Linked DNA regions of Homo sapiens: region 2 is linked to region 1. The links are chromatin loops, found by intact Hi-C in ENCODE. Cell type or tissue: heart left ventricle. All regions are shown on one strand. Each heading gives the region's core, and the rest is flanking DNA. Links, peaks and the distances in the headings are about the cores only. Region 1 overlaps DGKB (diacylglycerol kinase beta). Region 2 overlaps LOC107986770 (a long non-coding RNA gene).

Region 1 (2,934 bases), core at 299-2,798:
AACTCTTCATACTTCTTATTACCAGCTGAAATATTTTTACAGATTCAAGACTATATCATAGTTATTCAAGACACCAAATTTTTAAAAGTCATTTCTCAAGATAACTTACTGTCTGTGTTTGTGAAACATATGAGTATATATAAAAATATGTTGGCACATATGGGTTTAGGAATATATAAATGGGCTTTAGGAATATACAAATGAGCTGAGGGTTAAGGAATATGTATAAGTTTAGGAAAAAATAATAGGTTTCAAGAGATTACTATTTGTTTTCTTTTTTACCTGGGTCTTCAAATTTCTTCTAAACTCAGTTGAAGCTTACCTTTCATGAGGCCCATGGGATCCAAGACATGGTCAGAGGATGGAAAACAATAAAATACTAATAAGTGATATATGGAAAGTTACCCTTAAACTAATTTATTTAAACAAAATATAATATATATATTATTGTTAATAAGTATGTAGTTCTACACTTAAAAATTTTGTGAAATAGTATTTTCTTGTACCTGAATTTCTTATACTACACATAACTGAGTATTTTTTTATAATACCATATTTAGCTCTATATTATCAATATTTATTTAATTGTTCATGTACCTTATGACAAAAACCATTATGTAAATCAGACTACTGGGAGAAAACAAAAGAAAAATTGACAAAATGTTGACATTTTAAGGTTTAATGTATACTTTATCCTGAAAAATTGTCAGATAACTTTAGTCAGGAAATTCCAATAATAATGATTCCCGAGAAGGACATTTTATGTTTGTAAAGCTAAACTTTGTATATTCTAAGCATCTATGTAAATTCTAGGATGAGAGAAGGAGGGAAGATGCAGGAATGAGCAAGTAAATCATCTGGTAGTCGAGGGTGAGATAGAAAAGTGCAGAAAGGGACAGTCAGTTGCCCGTATTTTAAATGTCACAAGAGATTTTTTGAAATGATGATTTTTTTTGGAAACTACTGCTGATATATTATTTATTATTTAATTTATAAATATAGATATTTGTGAAGTTATAAAAATTATCACAGGTAATAGAGTCCACAAATCTATATGATTTAACTCAAAGTATTTTAAACCAATATAATACCTCATTAGTTTCTAGTGTAGTATTATTTCAATTGTAAGGCAATTCTATGCATTTAATGTGCACTCTATTAACTGTACATAATTTACTTTTTAATAGTATTTGTAAACTTATTTTTTATGTTTTTAGTAAAAGGGAGTGTCTGGAGCTAAATAGGAGAAATCTAAGGTTTTATTATAGCTATCAGAGCTGTGTTCCAGAGTTGTGTTACCAGTGACGGCCGCTAGATGGCAGAGGCACCTTATTTAATCTCAAGAGACCACCTTAAATCTGAGACTAAATTCCGCCCCCCACCCCATCTCTGTAAAGAACAACTTTAAAAGAAGAAATTTCCCTTTTCTTTCATTTTTGTGAAAAAAGTAAGCCACCTACATTTTAAGCTGTCTTTTAATAAAATGTATAAGCCATATAATCATGTGTAATGATCACAAAATACAGCATCTATTTGTTAGAAAGAGCTGTTGAATTCTAAGGCATGGTAATTGTTTTAAAAAGCAAGAATGACACCAAGACAACTGAGTGATGAGAACCTTTTTTAGCAATTGAGATTTATTTCCTTTCTGTAGGCAGTTAATGTGTTACATTATTACCTGTAGAGAATTTGATCCATGAATCTATCCCCTCACCTTTGCTTATTTAATTGAAAATCTAGATACTGCAGTTTGAAGTTGGCCATTTGTTGTGAAGCTTGTCTTGTTAGGTTGTCCTATATGTTATTGTCTATTGTCAATTATGAGCTCGGGGAGTAGGTTCTAATTGATGGTGCATGTAAAATACCACAGTGTATTTGAAAGTGACTGTGGTGTCCTAGTCAAATTACACAGAAAAGGAAGTAGTCCTGGGAGAGTAATCTTCACTTCTAATGTAAGGCACAACATTTACGATTTCAATGCAATTTATTTTTCTCCAGCAACAGCAGTTTAAAAACTAGTCTATTTTAAAGAATATCTATTTTGGTACCAAAATCAGAAATGGAGTTGATGGGGACCAGATTCTATACCAAATAGCAGAGAGCAAGAGCCATATCTTTTCTCTTACAAGAGGCTCTACAAACTTTACAAAATACAAGATGAATGGGTCAGAAATGGTATAGAGTGTTAGTGTCTCTTAGATTTGAAGGAAAATTGAGAATTTGGATGGCTTTGTGATTCTGATTACCACAATGAAAATTTATACCTGAGACTTATTCATTCTTCCTTCAGAATTCATCTCATTGGAGAATTGTTTTTTAAAAAAATCCAATGTAATTAAAACACTTTTTTTGTTGAATAACTTTATATAGAGGTAAACTCTGTTCCAGTGATTGGAAACTGTCTGCAGAGGGAGAGATATTAAGTAATTTTGGCTATGGGGCCATAAGGTCTCCGCCTTAACTGCTAAACTCTGCTGTTCCAGCACAAATGCAATCGCAGAAATTATGTAAATGAACCACAAAAGCTATGTTTTAATAAAACTGCATGTGCAAAAACAGGTTGCTGGCCAGGTTTGACTCAGTGCCATAGTTTGCCAACCGCTGATCTGTTCTATCACTCATTTCTCAGATTAAAAAACAGAAAAAGTTTTAATTTATTTTAATTCATTTGGAAGAAAGGAATCTAATACCTTTTACTTGGCACAATCGGACAACCACAGCAAGACATGAGGACTAATAGACAGAAAGCATAGGAGCAGTGAACGTCATCAAATTGATCAGATAACAGACCTTAGCTCTGTTATTAACTAACTAGGTCATTTTTATACCAGGCAGTTGCTGTCTCCGGAAAAACGAGAAGTTAGCCAAGAAGAGAAGTTAGTGTTTCCTAATACTCTTTCAGTTTGAACATTTCCTTTTCCTGCATGAACAAGA
Region 2 (2,934 bases), core at 197-2,696, 1.2 Mb after region 1:
CTGTAAAGACTCGATTACAAACCCAGTTTTGGAAAGATCTGGTCAATAGTAATAAAGAACCAACCTATCTGATAAAAACATTTTAACTATACCCAAATTCAGAACTTGCCCAAAAAGAAGCCTGGAGCCAGGATGAAATCAGGAATTCATAGTGTCCAAATTATAATACTTATGAAAATAACTTATATTTACTCAGAGAAGTGGTTGTTAGACTTTAACGTGCATCAGAATCACATGGAGGCTGGTTTAAACACAGATTGCTGGAGACCATTGTCAGAAATTTTGATTCAGGCGGTGGGGGGGATGGAGACAGACTAGGAACTAACAAGTTCCCAGGGGTAAATGATGTTAATGGTCCAGGATCCACACTTGAGAACCACTGAGTATTACTGGTAGGTTCTCAACTTACTTTGTGCAATTAAAAACAAAAAAAAATAAACTTAGAATACAATTATTATTTGATTTCCTCTCTCTGTATCTATTTTAATACAGGTGCATGCCATATATACATATAGATATACTATATACATATGCATACATATTTGTATTTATAATTTTATATATTGTACTTATTTGTTTCTATTTTAACCACTCAGGGACCAATTCCCCTGAGGTTAAAAAATATACCTTCAGTTAATGTTTGTTGTTAATTAAAATAATTTCTGAATGTAAGGGTCATAAGAGGTACTTGGCCGTCAATGACATGGAACTGCCATGACATGCCATTCAGTGAGTCAAGAAAACACCAATTCTTATTCTTCATACCAAGAGTTTAAATATAACTGACTGCCTGAAAATATCAATCAGGTGGAAGATGAGAAAATTTAAATGCTAGTATTTATGTTTCTGACCTTGGGAATTTCATTTTTTCATAAATCCAGACACCTCTATGCCATTCTAAAAGGCTTGACTTTTAAAGTAACATTGAAATAAACCATTTGTCAAAATGGATTATCTATAATTGATCGTTCTGTTAATGATTTTAGAACCTTCAAATTTTTGTATATAGAGTTTTTATAGAATGAGACACTCATGTATTGGCTTACTGACATATCACAAAGCTTAATACAATTATAAATTTAGAGTAAGTGCCCAAATTTAGTCATTTTTAAAATTTTTCCTGAGCACTGGCTTAAAAAATCTTATACTTTAAATCTCTTTGCATGTTTGTGCATGTATTTCATAAAGTATACATCCATGCATTTACATAATTATACAAATAAATGAAAACAAAAAATGAAAAAACATATTTGAAAATCTTTCTAAGAAGTCCATTTAGATTGTAATATGAAACAATGTGTCAGAAGTATCTCCTACCTTTCTAATTTTCTTATGTTTGTACCTTGTGTTATTTTTCATATCAGTAGCTGTGATTTATACATTTAAAATTTTTATGATATTTCTTTTTTTGTCATTTGTTTATTATATCAGCATATATTGTGGGAATATTTTCTTTGGACTTTTTTTTTTTTTTTTTTTTTGTAATTGACTAGCTTTCATCTCGGTTTGTGAAAGAGAACCAGCTGTTTTCTTGAAAGATAATTTTCTGAAGCTGTTGTGGGCCATAATTACACTGCAATTACACAGCAATATCCATAAAAGCAGATGAGGATTCTATGTGTCCTTTTACCTCATTAGAGGTTGCAGAAATGATAGATGCAGCCTATCCTAGTTTGACTACTGCCCTCTATTGGCAAAATCAATTTTTGGCATAATCCAAAAGATAGAAGCAATAAAAACAGAGATAGACTGTGCTTGTTTGCTTTTGCTTTGTTTCGTTTTCAAACCATAGTAGTATATTGGGTCACCAGTTTAACATTATCAAATATTTCAAAAACTTTTTTTTTACAATTACAATTTAAAACATACTTTTAAAACCTAGCTACTTAAAATTACTTAAACTAGTGTTATGTGAATTGGGGCTTTTTTACAGCACCAAACTACAGAGCACTAATCTTTTCTTCCTCACTGGAAACCTACTTGATCATATCCATCTTTTCAGTACAGAATCAGTTGGATCTTTTCCTTGTTCCCAGTATGAATCCTCCTCTTTGAAGCAACAGTCTCCAAGCAAATTGAGATTTTTTTTTTTTTTTTTTCCTCCTGAGATGGAGTCTCACTCTGTCACCCAGGCTGGAGTGCAGTGGCGCGATCTCAGCTCACTGCAACCTCCGCCTCCCGGGTTCAAGCAATTCTCCTGCCTCAGCCTCCTGAGTAGCTGGGACTACAGGTGCGTTGCCACCACGCCCGGCTAATTTTTGTATTTTTAGTAGAGACGGGGTTTCACCACATTGGCCAGGCTGGTCTCAAACTCCTGACCTTGTGATCCGCCCACCTCAGCCTTCCAAAGTGCTGGGGTTACAGGGGTGAGCCACCGCACCCTGCTGAAAATTGACATTTTTAAGTCTTTTACTATTTCCAAAATCAGCAATTAATCAAACCTTTATTATCACCATGACAAATAAATATTTGGTCATCTGCAGAAGAAAAATTTACTCCAAATAAATTGCTGAGAAAAAGAATTTTCATTTTAGGACAGGCAATAATATTTTCCATATTATGATTGAGAAAGAAGATGTAAGAAAACCAGCTTCACAAAGCAGCTGAAACTATCTTGAGTGTTGCATTTAATGTGTGTTCTATGGTGGGAAAGGTGCACATGTACAAATAAACATCATCTTTCATGGATCTTTGATTCTGACTGGCAGATGAGGAATATAGTATTTTAATAACATTTATTTTGGCAGAAGTAGAAGGAAGTAATCTAGTTTTGTAACCAGTTGGGCAACCAGAAAAAACAAATCTTCTGTGAGTCCTTTTATGACCTTCTAGGAATGAGAACTTTTGAAAGACTTGAACATTTTTAAAAGTAAAAATAAGGTTTTTTCTAAATTTCACTTTCTTGCACTTATACCAGGTAGACTGCTGTCTTCC

The links. Peaks named below come from ENCODE experiments on the same cell type or tissue, not always from the same donor. Only the 100,000 strongest peaks of a DNase experiment are listed, where the experiment ranks them.
Region 2: a loop joins it to region 1, with 4 times the contacts of the local background. A loop is called at or near these places in 19 of 110 quality-filtered maps.

Annotation. Positions count from the first base shown.
Region 1 is chr7:14,690,198-14,693,131 of GRCh38, reverse strand. The region is part of intron 9 of DGKB (diacylglycerol kinase beta); the gene reads left to right. Among named protein-coding and RNA genes, the nearest start is that of DGKB, 210 kb to the left of the region's middle. In heart left ventricle, for the core only: a CTCF peak has its summit at 1,308 (motif pointing right); a DNase peak (open chromatin) is centred at 1,301.
Region 2 is chr7:13,524,045-13,526,978 of GRCh38, reverse strand. The region is part of intron 2 of LOC107986770 (a long non-coding RNA gene); the gene reads right to left. Among named protein-coding and RNA genes, the nearest start is that of ETV1, 460 kb to the left of the region's middle. In heart left ventricle, for the core only: a CTCF peak has its summit at 1,685 (motif pointing left); no DNase peak of the experiment used is centred there.